2 separate regions of the Homo sapiens genome follow, and region 1 is linked to region 2. Evidence: chromatin loops called from intact Hi-C (ENCODE). Cell type or tissue: psoas muscle. All regions are shown on one strand. Links, peaks and the distances in the headings refer to the core of each region. The heading gives the core; the rest is flanking DNA. Region 1 overlaps SIL1 (SIL1 nucleotide exchange factor). Region 2 overlaps SIL1 (SIL1 nucleotide exchange factor).

What was found. A loop is a pair of places that touch in the nucleus more often than their neighbours do. Peaks named below come from ENCODE experiments on the same cell type or tissue, not always from the same donor. Only the 100,000 strongest peaks of a DNase experiment are listed, where the experiment ranks them.
Region 1: a loop joins it to region 2, with 2.1 times the contacts of the local background. A loop is called at or near these places in 8 of 110 quality-filtered maps.

The regions. Positions count from the first base shown.
Region 1 is chr5:139,135,485-139,144,376 of GRCh38, forward strand. The region is part of intron 1 of SIL1 (SIL1 nucleotide exchange factor); the gene reads right to left. Among named protein-coding and RNA genes, the nearest start is that of SIL1, 58 kb to the right of the region's middle. In psoas muscle, for the core only: no CTCF peak of the experiment used is centred there; a DNase peak (open chromatin) is centred at 3,527; H3K27ac peaks cover 2,500 bases.
Region 2 is chr5:139,088,696-139,097,587 of GRCh38, forward strand. All of the region lies in intron 3 of SIL1 (SIL1 nucleotide exchange factor), which reads right to left. Among named protein-coding and RNA genes, the nearest start is that of SIL1, 110 kb to the right of the region's middle. In psoas muscle, for the core only: a CTCF peak has its summit at 3,217; no DNase peak of the experiment used is centred there.

The sequences.
Region 1 (8,892 bases), core at 2,460-4,959, 47 kb after region 2:
TGTTAGCCCTGCCAGAGGGCACAGGGAGCCAAGAAGGGCTCCACAGGCCCAGCTGGGAATAGGCACCTGGAAGGAAGACAACATGGGATGGGATGAAATGGGAAGGGCAGTGAGGAGCATTCCTAGCCCTTTCTCTGTACTCCCAGAGGTGGAACACGACCTACTCCATTCCCACTCCAGTAGAGAAGAATACAGATCTTCAAGAAGGGAGCTAAACAAACTAGCAAAAAAAAAAAAAAAAAACTGCAATCACAGCGACAAAAGTTAGTGCATCCAATGAAAAGAAATCACATGACACAATCGGGCATGGTGGCTCACACCTGTAATCCCAGTACTTTGGGAGGCCAAGGCAGGCAGATCACTTGAGGTCAGGAGCTCGAGACCAGCCTGGCCAACATGGCAAAACCCCATCTCTACTAAAAATACAAAAAAATTAGCCGGGTGTCATGGTGCACGCCTGTAATCCCAGCTACTCGGGAGGCTGAGACAGGAGAATCTCTTGAACCTAGGAAGCAGAGGTTGCAGTGAGCCGAGATCATGCCTCTGCACTCTAGCCTGGGTGACAGAGTGAGGCTCTGTCTCAAAATTAGAAAAAAAAGAAATCACATGACAAGCAGAGTGACTGAATAAAAAGCCTAGCCTGGCCCTCTCCAGATCTCTCCTACTTGGCCACAGCTTGCAAAGAATCTGAATGCTAGAAGTGAGCTTAAGGCTCAATCTTTATTTGGACTGCTAAAGACCCAGAAGACATGGCAGGCACTCAATACCTACATAGAGAACAATTGGAATTCAATGCCATTAGGCGTGGAACTTATCAATGGATCCAGGAAGGCTGTGGCAACCTCATACCTGTTGAAGACGAAGAGGTAGACAGGGCTAAGGCAGGGCAAGAGTTTCAGTGCTATCAACACAGAGGTGATCATCAAAGCAACAGGAGCAGAGCGACTATCTTTCTAGGGAGAAACCTTAGAGAGAAAAGGACAGCGGACCAAGCATAGTCTTCAACTCATGGCTGCACGTTAGGAAAAGGGAGCAAGCAAGGAAACCAGAGGAGCAGCCACATGATTAGTGCAGACCTACACAGGTCAAAAGAGTGGAGAATCCTGAGAAAATCCAGTTGTAGGCAACAATGTCAGGAGATCAGTCACTGGATTTGGCAATGAGGCAGTCAGAGGGCCCTTCAAAAGAGTGTCCACAGATGAAGACATAGAGGCACAAGGGTAGGCCACTCCAAAAGGCTCAATGGGTCCACTAAATTTTGAAGATTTGAGGCCACATTTCTAAATGTGATTTTTCAACATTTCACTAAAGTCTTAATGAGAAAAGAGAAAAAAAAATTCCTCCATGGGTGCAACAGAGGGATTCTTCAATACCATACATAAGTTCCTATGATTGATGAAGAGCTACCCCACAACACACATGACCTCAGGACAATGATGGGCATCAGTCACTCCAGCAGAAGGAGGGGGCAGGGAGGTAAAATTTCTAAGAAGAAACTCCCATCAGACACAATTCTACCTTCTCTGGGCTCTCAGCCATGCCTCAGACTGCCCGGAGGCTTTAGTCCTTCCACTTTGTGGAAATGTAATAATAACTCCGCCATGGCGGAGACAGAGAAATACCCTAGTGCCACCCCTTCCCCCAGCATTCAAATATACTATCTGGGCATCCCAGAGGAAAATTAATTCTGTCAAATAATAATTATAGTCAACATTTATAGAGAACTTTCCATGTTGCAAGCAAAGTATTAGTTCATTTACTCTTCACGACAACCCTCTGAGGTGGTTCCAATATGCTGCTCATTTTACCCATGAGGGGACCAAAATTCAGAGAGGTTAAGTAACGTGCCAGAGTTCATGCAGCCACAGAGCAGTAGAGTCAGAATTCAAAGCCAGTTTGGCCCCAAAGCCATGCTCTTTCCATAGCCGTGCTGTCTCTCGAGGGGTCTGTGAAATCAGCCACAGAAACTGGACTCATCATTTTATTTGTTCTGCAACAGTATAAATAAAAAGGCACATTTTGTGTCAGGACAGAAATTTTTTTTTTAATTTTATTATTATTATACTTTAAGTTTTAGGGTACATGTGCACAATGTGCAGGTTTGTTACATATGTATGCATGTGCAATGTTGGTGTGCTGCACCCATTAACTCGTCATTTAGCATTAGGTATATCTCCTAATGCTATCCCTCCCCCCTCCCCCAACCCCACAACAGTCCCCGGTGTGTGATGTTCCCCTTCCTGTGTCCATGTGTTCTCATTGTTCAATTCCCACCTCTGAATGGGTGCTGGGAAAACTGGCTAGCCATATGTAGAAAGGACAGAAATTTTTAAATGAGCCTACTGGGGCCCTCTTGTGGAAAGACCCACCTCTACCATGTTCTAGTTTCTGCACCACACACAAACACACACCACACACACGCGCACACACACACATACCACACACAGGCACCTTGATTACTAAATGCCCTTGGCACAGACCAGCCAAGGCATAGGCACAGGCATTCAGGAAGAAGAAATCCCTTGACTCAGATTGCAGCCAGGCTTCCTTTGTGACTTGATCCCTTAAACTCCTATCACTCAAGCTTCCTAGCTATACACGAAGCAAAAGCATCCCTGCTCCCCTTCATGGAGCCCAGTGCCAGGCACACACACACATATACACACACACACACACACAAACCACAACCACACACACCACGTATATACACACACCCAACTGTCTGGCAAGAACTTGACACCTCGCCCCTCCATGCAGAAAATACACAAGACAGAAGTATTTCTACATGGCAGACAAAGACGGAGTCTTCTTTGGTGAATGGGGCTTGCCTAAGCATACCAGCAGTTGACCAGATGAATCAGAGGAATACTCAGGTCCTAGTCTGTACTTTCCAGTAGGTCCTAGACTGTAAGCTCCTAGCAAGATACAGACAAGGGGACCTACTCCTTATACCTGATCCTTGACCCTGCCTGAGGTACCGGGAGTGATCAGCCCATGTCTGATAACAACCAAGGTTACAAGAAGCTCCATTCCCTTCCAACCCACTACAGTGTAATAGGAAGAATGCAGGCTCTGGATTTTGAGCCAAGTCTCCCCTACTAGCTGTGTGACTTTGGGCCAGATGCTTAACCTCTACAAGTTTCAACCCCTTCATCTATAAGAGGACTTGATAGTAACTATTTAGTATGACTGTCTATATTAAATGAGATGACATAGAGCATATAGCACAGTGCCTGACACAAAATGAGGGCTCATAAAGCTTATAGCTCTCACTACTATTATTAGAGAAAATTCTGAGCAAAGAATAGGATAAGCAAAAGCAGCGAGGGCTTCACCCCCATACAGAACTGTCTTCTGTTCTGACAACCAAGCCCCTCTTTGGAGACTAGCTTCCCTGAGCCACAAGTCAGCCCACACACCTGGACTATACTCTGGGTGGTTACAGACACATTTCCATTGAAACCTTTAAGCGATGCTGGCTGGCTCTGCATCAGTGCCAGCTGACTGACATCAAACACTTCAGAGTCCCGCTTCCTGATGACTCAGGCCTGTCTCCAAATTCCTGCTGCCACTCTCCTACCTCTAAGGGGGAGTCAGGGAGAGTAGGAACAGCCGGGGCAAATGCAGCTGACCTAGACTGCTGGGACCACTGTAGACAGATGCAGCTAGCATCCAGGGACTAAGGGTCCCAGGGCTTTTCTTCCCTCCCCTTTTAAAATAGTAACTGGATCTCCTGACAGTATGTGCGATGGGCTTTCTCTATAGCCTGCTCCCAAAGAACACCAGGGACTTTCACACCACAGTCATCCAGATACCACGGTCAGGGTTCGAGGGGAGGAGAGATCAGAATTCATCTTTCCTTTCCCCTGATGTCTCTAAGCTTCCAGAAAACATCAGGGCCTCTTAAAGGGGCTAAAATAGGGAAGAAGGTATGATTTCCAGTCCATAGTTCTAAAGGAACTATCTGCTAACTGGTAAGTACAATTTGTTTGCCATTTCTATTGCAAGCATTCAGCACTCACACTCTAAAAGCAAATACCACACAAAGATAATTTCAGCATTAATGTCAGTTCCTTGAGCACACTGGGCACCATACTATGGAACAGAATATACAAAAGATATTGTCACTTGCCTCAGGTGGATGATGTCCTGTTCACATTCAGTGGATAATGTGGCCTTCCACATCTTAGTCTCAGACAGCATAATTATTAAAAAGAAAAGGACAGGCGCAGTGGCTCACACCTGTAATCCTAGCATTTTGGGAGGCTGAGGCAGGTGGATCACATGAGGTCAGGAGTTCAAGACCAGCCTGGCCAACATGGTGAAACCTCATCTCTACTAAAAAATACAAAAACTAGTTGGGGCCGGGCATGGTGGCTTACACCTGTAATCCCAAAACTTTGGGAGGCTGAGGCAGGTGGATCACCCGAGGTCAGGAGTTCAAGACCAGCCTGGCCAACATGGTGAAACCTCATCTCTACTAAAAAATACAAAAATTAGTTGAGGCTGGGTGCAGTGGCTCATGCCTGTAATCCCAGAACTTTGGGAGGCCGAGGCAGGTGGATCACTTGAGGCAGAAGTTCAAGACTAGCCTGGCCAACACGGTGAAACCCCGTCTCTACTAAAAATACAAAAATTAGCCAGGTGTGGTGATGGGTGCCTGTAATCCCAGCTACTCGGGAGCCTGAGGCAAGAGAATTGCTTGAGCCTGGGAGGCGGAGGTTGCAGTGAGCCGAGATCGAGCCACTGCCCTCCAGCCTGGGCGACAGAGCAAGACTCTGTCTCAAAAAAAAAAAAAAGACACTAATTACAACTTTGTAATAATGAGCTAGGCAATAATTAGGGTACTCCTTAAACTAATTGGGGAGCCCCAAGAAAATAGCATTTACTTACAGAAACACTTAGCAACAATACGAGGATGGGTCACCAAGCACAGGACTTGCTACTACCATGTTGGTATCAACTATGTCTTCCAGGTAAGTCAGCAACTGCAACATTTTATTTTTAACATGCCTGAGAGCCCAAGACTATTTATAATACCAGATCCTTAAAAACTTGAAAGGGAGATGAATTTTAAAATGTACACATTTACATATGTGGGCAGAAACACAAAAATCAGATGCCTCTCAACACAGCTCAGGGAGCCATAACTCACGGCTTTCACAATCCCACCGAATGCCCAGAGAAAATCCGGGCACCTTCTACAAGGGATGGTAGGAAGCTGGGTAGGTAGCCAAGAAACAAAGAAACCTAAACTCAGTACTTGGCAGGACAATTAAGGAGCAGAGGATTTTAAATGCATTGTTTCTGACTCTAAATATGGCTACATTTATTACCAATTTGGGATCAGAAACCACATTTAGTTCTGTCATGACCACATGCTAAAAATATTAAGCAGAGTATTGCCTAGGAAACAGCAGTTCTCCCTGCTGCGGCAGCTCCACTTCAGAGCCATCTCTGCCATGGTCACAGGGTTTCCATCCTGTGCTTTGCTGAGAGCACAGTTACAAGCAGAACTGACACTGTCCTGCCAAGACGTCCCCCCGCATTTTAGAAGGCAGCAATAGGAACCAGAGCTAGGGACTGCACAAACTCCTCATCCTCTCCAGGGCTGTTTTAGGTGTCAGTGAAGCTCTATTTCATAGGCCTATAACTAGAATCCATCTGACTGGGAGCTCCACAGCGGGAGGGACAATTGTCTGTGTAACATACCACTGTCTCCTCATTGCCCAGCACTTTTCCTGGCACTCAAAAAATAGCCATTGATTTAATAAAATCAATAATCTAAAAAGAACCATTTGGAAGAGTACAATGGAAAATAACACTGCCATTAAAATAGGTAAAAATATGGACTGTGGTAATACATAAAAACAGGTGCTGGCCAGGCACAATGGTTCACACCTGTAATCCCAGCACTTTGGGAGGCCTAGGTAGGAGGATGACTTGAAGCTAGGAGTTCAAGATCAGCCTGGGCAGCAAAGTAAGACTCTGTCTCTACAAAAAAAAAAAAAAAATTTTTTTTTCATTAGCAGGGCATGGTGATGCAACTATGGTCTCAACTACTCAGGAGGCTGAGGTGGGAGGATGGCTTGAGCCCAGGAGTTCAGGGCTGCAGTGAGCTATGATCACACCACTGCACTCCAGGTTGGGCAATAGCGAGACCCCTATCTTTAAAAGCAGATGCATAAAAAATTGTTGAGTGGAAGTGAAAGCAGCAGAACCTAATGGCATACATATGTAAATTACTACTTTGGAAAGAAGTGTGTGTGGCCACCTCTATGATCACATGTGAACTTAGAATTATGGAAAACTGTGCTCAATGGAATCTTTCACCCTGAAATGTTAAATATCTGAGAAAACACTTTAAAATACATTATTTTCAGCACAGAACCTACTCCCTTATCAGCTGACTTGTTCTGATCTCCTGAATGGCTCAGAGGCCTTGTTCTTGTTCAGCAAACCCAAGATCAGACCATACACTCATCAGCCAAAGGAAACAGAGAACACATGGAAAAAGCCGCAGTCTTAAAGTCCAACTTAGCAACTTGACCCTGTAAGGGCAGTTTCCAGGCTGCATAATCAGAATGGCTGGCTGCCCAGACAGGCGGCCAAGATGGAAGTGTCAAAACAAAAAAGTATGGAAAAGTTCACCTGGCCCAACTTCAAAGCCAAAGCTCCAAAAAGGTAGGAGTTTAACAGGCACTTACTGGCCAGCAAGGTGCCTGTTAAGAAGGGTAGCAGTACACTAATCCTTCTCAAACTCTTCACAAAAACCAAAGAGAAGGGAAACACTTCCTAATTCATTCTATGAAGTCAGCATTACCCTGAAACCAAAGCAAGACAAAGACACTATAAGAAGACTCCAGACCAATATCTCTTATAATATACATGCAAAAAATCCTGAACAAAATACTAGCAAGCCAAAATTCAGCAGCATATTAAGAGAATTATACAACATGATCAAGTGGTGTTTTATCCCAGGAATACAAGAGTGGCTCAACATATGAAATGCAATCAATGTAATACACCACATTAATAGAATGAAGGAAAAAAACCACATGATCATTTCAATGGATACTGAAAAAGCAACTGACAAAATCCAATATCCTTTCATAATAAAAAATACCCAATAAACCCGGAATAGAAAAGAACATCCTCAACATAATAAAAGGCATATATGAAAAACCCACAGCTAGCATCATATTTAATGGTGAAAGACTGAAAGCTTTTCCCCAAAGACCAAGAACACGACAAAGATACCCACTTTCACCACCTCTTTTACTTATTTATTTATTTTTTTTTGAGATAGAGTCTCGCTCTGTTGCCCAGGCTGGAGTGCAGTGGCGCGATCTCGGTTCACTGCAAGCTCTGCCTTCCGGGTTCACGCCATTCTCCTGCATCAGCCTCCTGAGTAGCTGGGACTACAGGTGCCCGCCACCACGCCTGGCTAATTTTTTTTGTATTTTTAGTAGACAGGGTTTCACTGTGTTAGCCAGGATGGTCTCAATCTCCTGACCTCGTGATCCGCCCACCTTGGCCTTCCAAAGTGCTGGGATTACAAGCGTGAGCCACCGCGCCCGGCCACCCACTTTCACCACTTCTATTCAACATAATACTATAAGTTCTAGCCAGAGCAATTAGGCAAGAAAAGAATAAAAGGCATCCATATTGGAAAGGAAGATGTAAAACTATTCTATGTGCAGATGATATATACATATATATGTGTATATACACATATAAATGTATATACATATATGTATATATACATATATAAACACATATATACACACATATGTATATACACATGTGTATATACATATATACACACACACACACACACACACACACACACACACACACATATATATATATATATATATATGGTTTTTTGTTTTGTTTTGTTAAGATGGAGTTTCGCTCTTGTTGCCCAGGTTAGAGTAGCGGGGCGTAATCTAGGCTCACTGCAACCTCTGCCTCCTGGGTTCAAGCGATTCTCATGCCTCAGCCTCCCAAGTAGCTGGGATTACAGGCATGTACCACCACACATGGCTAAGTTTTTGTATTTTTAGTAGAGATGGGGTTTCACCTTGTTGGCCAGGCTGGTCTCGAACTCCTGACCTCAGGCAATCCGCCCACCTTAGCCTCCCAAAGCTCTGGGATTACGGGCATAAGCCACCACGCCCAGCCAATGATATGATCTTATGCATAGAAAACCTTCACAAATAAAACCTGTTAGAGCTAATAAATTCAGTAAAGTTGCAGGACATAAAACCAACACACAAAAATCAGTTGTATTTCTATATCCCAGAGATGAACGATCCAAAAAGGAAACTAAGAAAGCAATTCCATTTAAAACAGTATCAAAAAGAACACTTAGGAATAAATTTTGCCAATGAAGCAAAAGACTTTACACTGAAAACTACAAAACGCTGCTGAAGAAATAAAAGAAGATCTCCATTTCAATTTTTCTGTACAACACATAAATAAATAAAAAGTCATTTTAGGTTCATGATTCAAAGATATGATATTGCTAAAATGATAGTATTACCCAAAGCAATACGCAGATGCAACGCAATCCCTTTCAAAATTCCAGTGGATTTTTTGCAGAAATGGAAAAACCCATCCTAAAATTCACATGGAGTTTCAAGGGACCCTGAATATCCAAAACAATCTTGAAGCAGGAGAACAAAACTGCTGGGCACAGTGATTCATGCCTGTAATCCCAGCTACTTGGGAGGCTGAGGCAGGAGGATTGCTTGAGGCTAGGAACTCAAGGCTGCAGTGGGCTATGACAGTGCCATTGCACTTTAGTCTGAGTGACAGAGCAAGATCCCATCTCTTAAAAAAACAAAAACAAAAAACAGCAAAGTTGAGGGGAAAAAAAGAACAAAG
Region 2 (8,892 bases), core at 2,066-4,565:
GGTCTGCCTCAGTTGCAGAGAGCTACTTTGCATGAAGTCATGATTGTTTAGGACAGCCTGTAACTAGTGACTGAGCCAGGCATGGATATAAAAACCTAACCATTTTAGCCTAATTCAGGATCATCTGAAGGACAATACTCACTTCAGAACTCCTCACTGGGATGCACAAGACTTCATCAGGCTTACATCAAAGTTTGACTGCTTCCTCTGCCCGATCCTACTTCCTCCCCCTTCCTTTTGTAGGGGTCGATCTCTAATAAACATACTGCATTCAAACCTCTATCTCAGCATCGGCTTCAGGAGAACCCAACCCACAACACTTACCAAAAGTTTTTCAAATTTGAGAAGCTGCTACACCTTGTGGGTTCTGTTTGTGGCAGAACTCCAAGCTCTAGTATATACGGTTGGAACACTGTCTTAGAAAGGAGGAGGCAGAAATAGTAAATATCCCCTCTGTGACTATTTAACATTTGAAAGACTCCTGAGAAGGCCTTTTCTGAACTGAAACAGTGGGAAAAGATTTCAACTGTCCAGCACCACCCATAAATCATAACCACATTCTCTAGTTAGCACATACTACTCACTACTCAATCACTAGTTCAGATTCTTACCCTTCCCTTGAACTTCTGACTCTCCACTCTCAGTGGAGGCCTGGCCTTCTACATCACAGAGCAAACAGAAGCTGTCAGACAGGGTCTCCCCAGCTTCCCACCAGCAAACAGATGGAGTCCACCTTTTGAAGAACTTTACTTCTTACCCACCCTCTCTCCTGAAGCTTCCACCTGTCCCTATGTACTAGAGTCTCTCATCAGCATTTATAAATAGTTTCTTTTTGTTAAAAAAGACATAAAGAGTCCATCAGCAGATGAATAAACAAATTTGTCCATACAATGGTATCTCCATACAATGATACATTATTCAGCCATAAAAAGGCATGAAGTATTGATACATGCTACATCATGGGTGAACTTCAAAAATTATTATGCTCAGTGAAAGAAGACAGACACAAAAACTCATGTATGTATGACTCCATTTACATGAAATATCCAAAATGAGTAGATCCATAAAGACAGAAAGGAGCTTTGTGGTTGTCAGATGTTAGAGGATAGGGAAATGTGGATAAACTGCTCAGCGGGTATGGGATTTCCTTTTGAGGTGATGAAAATGTTTTCGGATTAAATAGAAGCGGTGATTGCACAACATAATGAATGTACTAAATACCACTGAGCTTCTCACTTTAAAATGATTAATTTTATATTATATAAATTTAACCTCAATGTAAGAAAAAGAATAAAGAAAAACTTCCCTAGACCTCTTCTGGGTAGCATCTTTTCTCATCTCCTTTCATTTTTCTTATACTGATAACTTCTCAAGGAATGTCTAGACCTCCTTACCCGCCATTCACTCCAAAGCCCACTCCACACCACTCCACTCTCACCCAGTGACAACCACTGATGCTTCTCACTCCTCCCCTCCTGAGATTTCTTGGCAGCACATGACACAGGAGGCCAGTTCCTCAGTCCTAAAGTAAGTATTCTGCCCTGACTTCCTTGAGACTGAATACCTGATGAGTTCCTGCCACTACAGCCTCTCCTTTGCCAGCTCACCCTCTTCTACCTGACTGTTAAGAGTTGAAACTTCTCAGGATGCTCTTGATTCTCTTCTGGGGCTCATCAGTTCTCATGTCTCCAACTGCCATCTAGATACACATACACACAAACAGGAGCGCACAGAAATAAAACTAGAATGACCTACTGGATAATAAAACATATTGCAAAACCTCTACAATTAAAATGGTTTGATACTGGTGCATGAATAGACAGAATTACCAATGAAGCAGAAAAGAACATTCAAAAACAGACCCAACTGCACACAGAAATTTAATATACAGTAAGAGCAGCATCTCAAATCTATAGGGAAAGCACTTTCTTTTTTAGACAGGGTCTCGCTCTGTCGGCCAGGCTGGAGTGCAGTAGTATGATCACTGCAACCTCAAACTCTTGGGCCCAAGCGATTCTCCCACCTCAGCTTCTGGAGTAGCTAGGACTACAGGCACGCACCACTACACCTGGCTAATTTTTTTTCTTTTTTGTAGAGACAGGATCTCTCTCTGTTGCCCAGACTGGTCTCAAATACCTGGCTTCAATCCATCTGCCCACCTCAGCCTCCCAAAGGGCCGGGATTGTAACAGGAGTGAGCCACTGCACCTGGCCAAGTCAAACTTTTTAATAAGCAGTGTTGGGATAACTCAACAGACATACTGAAAAAGGTAAAAATTAACCCCATGTCTTATGCCTACATGTCAAGATAAATTCCAAACAAATTAAATCTTTAAATATACAAAATGAAAACATATAAGTACCAAAAGAAAGCATAGGTCAACTACTCTATAATCTGGGAGTAGTAAATAATAACTTTCCTAATTATAAGTTGGTGGCAACAACTTGTTGAAAGTAAATAACTTTCCTAATTATAATTCAAAATCCAAAAGAAATCACAAAAATATTAATTTGATTATGCAAAAATAAAAAGTTTTATAAAAAATAAAAATGCATGGAAAAATATCATAAGCAAAAAAGACAAATGTCAAACTAGGTAAAGTATCTGCAATTTAATATCATAGAGTGTTAATATCCCCAATATATAAAAAACTTTTAAAAAATAAGGAGAAAAAGACCAAAAACACAATAGAAAAAAAAGACTACAGATATAAACAGGCAGGTCACAGAAAAAGAAATACAATGCTATTTGACTCTATGAAAAGATGTTCAACTTTGCTCATCACATGACAAAGATAAAATAAAACTACAGTAGAAAACTGCTTTCCACCTATTAGGTTGTAAGTACTTTGCAGGCGAGACTAGGGAAATGAAATTTGCATATACAGCCCCTATAAAGGGGAATTTGACAACATCTAATAAAATTATAACTGCATTTACCCTCTGACCCAGAAGTCTGACTTCTAGGAAGTGACTGCAAAGATATGTTGGCAATAACCTGGATGAGCCTGGAAGTAGATTCTTTTCCAGAGCCACCAGAAAGGGACACAGGCTGGCCAACACCCTGGTTTCAGGCTGTGAGACCCTGAACAGAAGACTCGGCTAACCAGGACCTAGATTTCTGACCTACATCAACTATGAAATAATAAATGAGACGGTGTTTGAAGCCACTAAGTTGGTGGCAATTTGTTTCACAGCTGTAATTTGCAATACAGCCCTGCAGATGGGGGAAAGGGTTCACACCAAGGCTGGAAATGGGAGTAAGTGGACTGTGTGAGATCTTAGGCCATCTAGTTTGGCTGAAACAGCAGACAGGCAGAGCTAAGGACTTAGAATAGCTGAGGTTCTTGAGGCCAGCCCTCCTTGCCTGACCATCCAACGGGAGTATGGGAGCAGGAGGTGAAGAAAAAGGTCAAGGAGGGGAAACCCCTGGCAGGCTGCATCGCTGGTACTGATAAAAAGCATATGATCACTAAGACTTCAGATTTACCCTAAAGAATCTATAAGTACTTCTGTTTCTTCTACTTTCCCTTCTCCCTCTAGGCCTCCCCTCCCTTCTTTCTTGGACACTCAGACTTTAAACTGGATGACCTTGAAAAAGGTAGGAAAAAAATTTTAACAAAAAGGGAGCCCATTATTTGGTAGAAATTTCTCCTTTGTAAGTTTTCCTTTTATATAAGTCTATTTCTGTAGATAAATTGAACCCAACTGTGATATTTAAATCGTTTTAAGAAAGTACATTCTGTTTTACTTGCAAAAAGAGGGGACCCTTGGCCTCTTCCTTGAGACAGGCGAAATGGAAGGGGATGCAAGATACCCTGCTTATTTATCTCCAAAAGAAATCTATAGCCCCAAGCCCAGCCCAATTTTTGTGCCCAGCAGGAACAGGCCTTTGTTCAGAGAACACCACAGGTATGATGGGCACCACACCAAAAACAGAAAGCAGAACCGCTACATCTTTGGGCTCAAGACAACGGGAACATGAAAACAACAGGAGATGGAGAGTGCCAGGCACAAGGGAAATACCTTTTATCTTACATTTTGTTGCTCCTAATGACCTTGTTCAGGCCTCAAATCAGTATGACTTCATTCTTTGGGAAGTATATTCTATGGAAGCTTTAAAATATATTATGAGGTTGCTATGGTTTAAATGTGGCCTCCAAAGTTCATGTGTTGGAAACTTAATCCTGAATGTGACAATGTTGAAAGAGGTGATTAGGTCATGAGGGCTTTGCCCTCATGAATGATTAATGTCACTATCACAGGAGTGGGTAAGTTTTCGCAAGAGTAGTTTATTAAAAAAGCAAGTCCAGCTGGGTGCAGTGGTGTGCCCCTATAGTCCTAGCTTCCCAACTACATGGAAGGCTGAAACGCGAGGACTTGCTTGAGCCCAGGAGTCCAGCCCAGGCAACATAGCAACACTCCGTCTCTTTTGTTCCCCCCCACAAAAGGCAAGTTCAGCCCCATTCTGCTCTCTCTCCAGCACCTGCTCTGTCACCACATGATGCCTTTGGCCACGTATGCCACAGCAACTAGGCCCACAACAGATGCAGCTCCTCAAACTTGGATATCCCAGTCTCTAGAATTGTAAGAAATAAATCTATGCTCTTTAGAAATTACCCAGTCTCAATTATTCTGTTACAGCAGCATAAAATGTACTAAGACAGAGATAAATCAAGTTCTAACACAGGGAGACAGGTGTTATTGAACAGGTGCCGTCCACAATCCTTCAGAGCGCAGTTAGCTCCATCTCTCTTCCCACACTAACCCAGTCCGTGTGTGTGAAAAGGTAATAACCTGACACAATCTCCATACCCTGGCCATTGCGCTGAGGATAGAAGAGATTGGTTCTTCTCCGTGATGGTTAATGGAGGTCTTCAAAACTCTTTCAATCCCTTACCCATTACATTTTTCTAAGGTACTTTTAAATCCTTTCAACTCTGTATCTACAACACACTGTGTGAGGTAAATTTTCTTTCATTTGTCCCAAATTTAATTCCCTTGGGATCACATGATGTCAGGCTCTACTGAACAGGATTTGTTGAACCAGTCCACATTCCCACTATCTTTACCCTATAAATTTTCAGTGCATGGCAAAGAGAAGCTCAATACATACTGTGAGTAGATGAATTTTCCTTCTCTGGCTTTACTCCACATCAAAAAGTCCCATGCTTTCCCCCACTGTCTTCAAATCCACACATACTCCACATCTGTCATGGGCTGAACTAGAATCAGAAATAAGTGTTCCTCCTCTCAGGAAGCCAGTCCTGGATCATGTTTCAGGTTTAAACATGAAATGGGGAGGGTATCATCATAAACCAGCCCTCACCTGCAGCGGAAACAATTTCTGCCAGGAAAGTAGTAAATGAAGCTATTTATTTGCTCTTCCTGCTGATGGAGTGAACACATCGTGTTTCTGTACAACCCACCTCCAACCTGACTCTCATTTCCATGCTGAGCAAAAGTGGAAAAGAAACAATAGGAATCATGTCCCCATTGGAATGGGAAACCACTGGAAATCTCAAAAGAGAAACAAAGGCCTAAACACAAACTCCTCACACACCTTAAGAATAAACAGGTGATACAACAGAATTCATTCTATCATTCATTAGCCAATCTTTATTGAATACCTGTTATGAGCCAAGCACAGCCCTGGGCTCTGAAGATCCAGATGTGAGCAAGACAGACCAAAATCTCTGTCCACTCAGGGCTTACATTCTAGTAGTGGAAACAGACAATAAACAACACTAAGTAAAATCTATAGATTAAATAATAAGTGCTAAGGAGCAAAATAATGCAGGGAAAGGGATATGAAATGTTAAGAAAGGCTAAAACATTTTTGAAAGGGTAGACAGAGATGGCCTCATAGACAAGGTTAGTTTTGTTTTTGGTATTATTTTGGACTTACAGAAAACTCAGTGATAATACAGAGAGTTCCTAGAATTTCTGTACAACATTTACTCAGTTTCAGTTCCCCTAATGCTATCATCTTATATTACCATAGTACAGTTGTCAAAACTAAGAAACCAACATTGGTATATTAGTGTTAACTAGACTCCAGACTCTTTATGTTTCACTAGTTTTTCCATGAATATCCTCTTCCTGTTCCAGCATCCAATTCACAATACCACAATGCATTTACATGTCATGTCCTCTCTGGTCTATGCCAGTTTCTCAGTCTTTCCTTGTTTATCAAAACCATGATAGTTTGCAGAGTACTGGTCAGGTATTTTACAGAATGTTCCACCATCTGGGTTTGTCTGATGTTTTTCTCATTAGACTGGGGTCGTTGGTTTTGAGGAAGAATACCACAAAGGTAAAGTGTCCCTTTGTCTCATCATACCATAGGGTGCATCATATCCACATGACAACACTGGTGATATTACCCTGGCTCACTTGATACCCTTGATCACAGGTAGTACTTACCAGATTTCTCCACTGTAAAGTGACTATTTTTCCTTTTCCAAAATGTGTTCTTTAGAAATGAGTCAGTAAGTCTAGCCCAACTGGAAAGATGTAAGCTCCACCTTCTAGAGGGGGGAGTATCTATATATATATATTATTGGAATTCTTTTTTTTTTTTTTTTTTGAGAGCATCTCACTCTGTCTCCCAGGCTGGAGTACGGTGGTGCGATCTCAGCTCAATGCAACCTCCACCTCCTGGGTTCAAACAATTCTCGTGCCTCACCTCCTGAGTAGCTGAATTACAGGCGTGCGCCACCATACCCAGCTAATTTTTGTATTTTTAGCAGAGATGGGGTTTCACCATGTTGGCCACGCTGGTCTTGAACTCCTGGCCTCAAGTGATCCACTTGCCTTGGCCTCTCAAACTGCTGGGATTACAGGCATAAGCCACATGCCCAGCCCTATTATTGGAATTCTTCTGCAAGAAAGATTTAACTTTTGGCTGGGTGCAGTGGCTCACGCCTGTAATCCAAGCACTTTGAGAAGTGCAAAAAATACAAAATTACAAAAAATACAAAAATGAGCCATTGTGGTGGCACACACCTGTAGTCCCAGCTACTCAGGAGGCTGAGGTGGGAGGACTGGTGGAGCCAGGGAGGTCAAGGCTGCGGTGAGTCGTGACTGTGCCACTGCACTCCAGCTGGAGCAACAGAGCAAGACCCTGTGTCAAAATTTAAAAAAAAAAAAAATTTAAAGAAAGAAAGATTTAACTTTTGAGAAGACACAGAACAAGATGGTGGAATAGAAGGCTCCATCAATTGTCCCTCCTGCAAGGACACCAATTTAACAACTATCTGCACAAGAAAAGCACCTTCATGAAAACCAAAAATCAGGTGAGCATTCACAGTGCCTCTTTTAACTCTGTGTCGCTGAAAGACGCACTGAAGAGATAGAAAAGATAGCCTTGGATTGCTAACGCCCACCCCCCCAACAGTGGCAGTATGGTATGAAGAATGTCTCTGGGCACTGGCAGAGGGAGAGCACAGCAACTGTGAGGCACTGAACTCCACACTGTCCTATTAGAGCAGATAGAAAAACTGGACCAAACTCAGCTGACGCCCACCCATGGAGGGAGCATTTAAACCAGCCCACACCAACAGGGAATCACCGATCCCGGCAGTTTAAACCTGAGTTCCCACAAACCTTGCCGCCACAGGCTAAAGTGCTCTGGGTCTCTAAGTAAACTTGAAAGCCTGTCTAGACCGCAAGGACTGTAACTCTCAGGTGAGTCCAAATGCTGAACTGGAACCAGAGACAGTAGACGGTGGGGCGGCAGAAGAGTGGGAAACACAATCTCCTAAGACACTAGCCAAGGCGCCTAAGGGAATCCTGGCATCATCCCTCCTCTAACCCTAGGCTGCACAACTCACAGCTCCAAAAGAGGCCCCTTCCTTCTGCTTGAGAAGAAGAGAGAAAAGAGTGGGGAGGACTTCATCTTGCATCTTGAATACCGGCTCAGCCACAGCAGAACAGGGCACCAGTCAGAGTTGTGAGGCACCTGTTCTAGGCCCTAGCTCCCAGATGACATTTCTAGACACACCCTGGCCAAAAGGGAACTTGCTGCCTTAAAGGGAAGGACCCAGTCCTGGCAGCATTCGTCATCTGCTAACTGAAAAGCCCTTAGACCCTGAATAACCAGCAATGATGCCCAGGTACCATGCTGAGGGCCTTGGGTAAGCCTCTGAGACAGCTCAGCCACAGGTGGGTAGAGCACCAAGCAGGGCCCTGGGGTCCCAGATTCCAGGATCTGACTCTTGGATGACATTTCTGGACCTACCCTGGGCCAGAAGGGAGCCCACTGCGCTGAAGGGTGAGTCCCAGGCCAGGCAGCATTTACCACAAGCTGACTTAAGAGCCCTTGGGCCTTAAGGGAACATCGGTGGTAGTCTGGCAGTACTCCCCATGGGCCTGTAGTGGTGGTGGCCACACTTTCCAAAGGTGGCCTTTGGAAAGGGGAGGGAAGACTGTGTCTTGTGGTTTAAGTGCCACCTCAGCTGCAATACCACAGAATACCAGGTAGATGTCTAAGGTTTTTTACTCTAGTCCCTGACTCCCAGGCGGCACCTCTAGAGCGAGGTGCCGTCTGGGAATGATGTCCCACATAGCACCTGGGGGAGCTGGCTGCCCTGAAGGGAAGGATATGGGCCTGGCTGGCTTTGCTACCTGCTCATTGTAGAACCCCAGGGCCTTGAGTGAACATAGGCAATAGCCAGGGAATGGTTACAGCATTGGAATAACTTAAAGACTCCCCCAAAAAACTATTAGAATTAACAAACAAATTCAGTAAAGATACAAAATCAACATACAAAAATCAGTAGCATTTCTCTTTTTTTTTTTTTTTAAGACTTCTCACCGTCACCCAGGCTGGAGTGCAGTGGCTTGATCTCAGCTCACTGCAACCTCCACCTCCCCAGTTCAAGCAATTCTC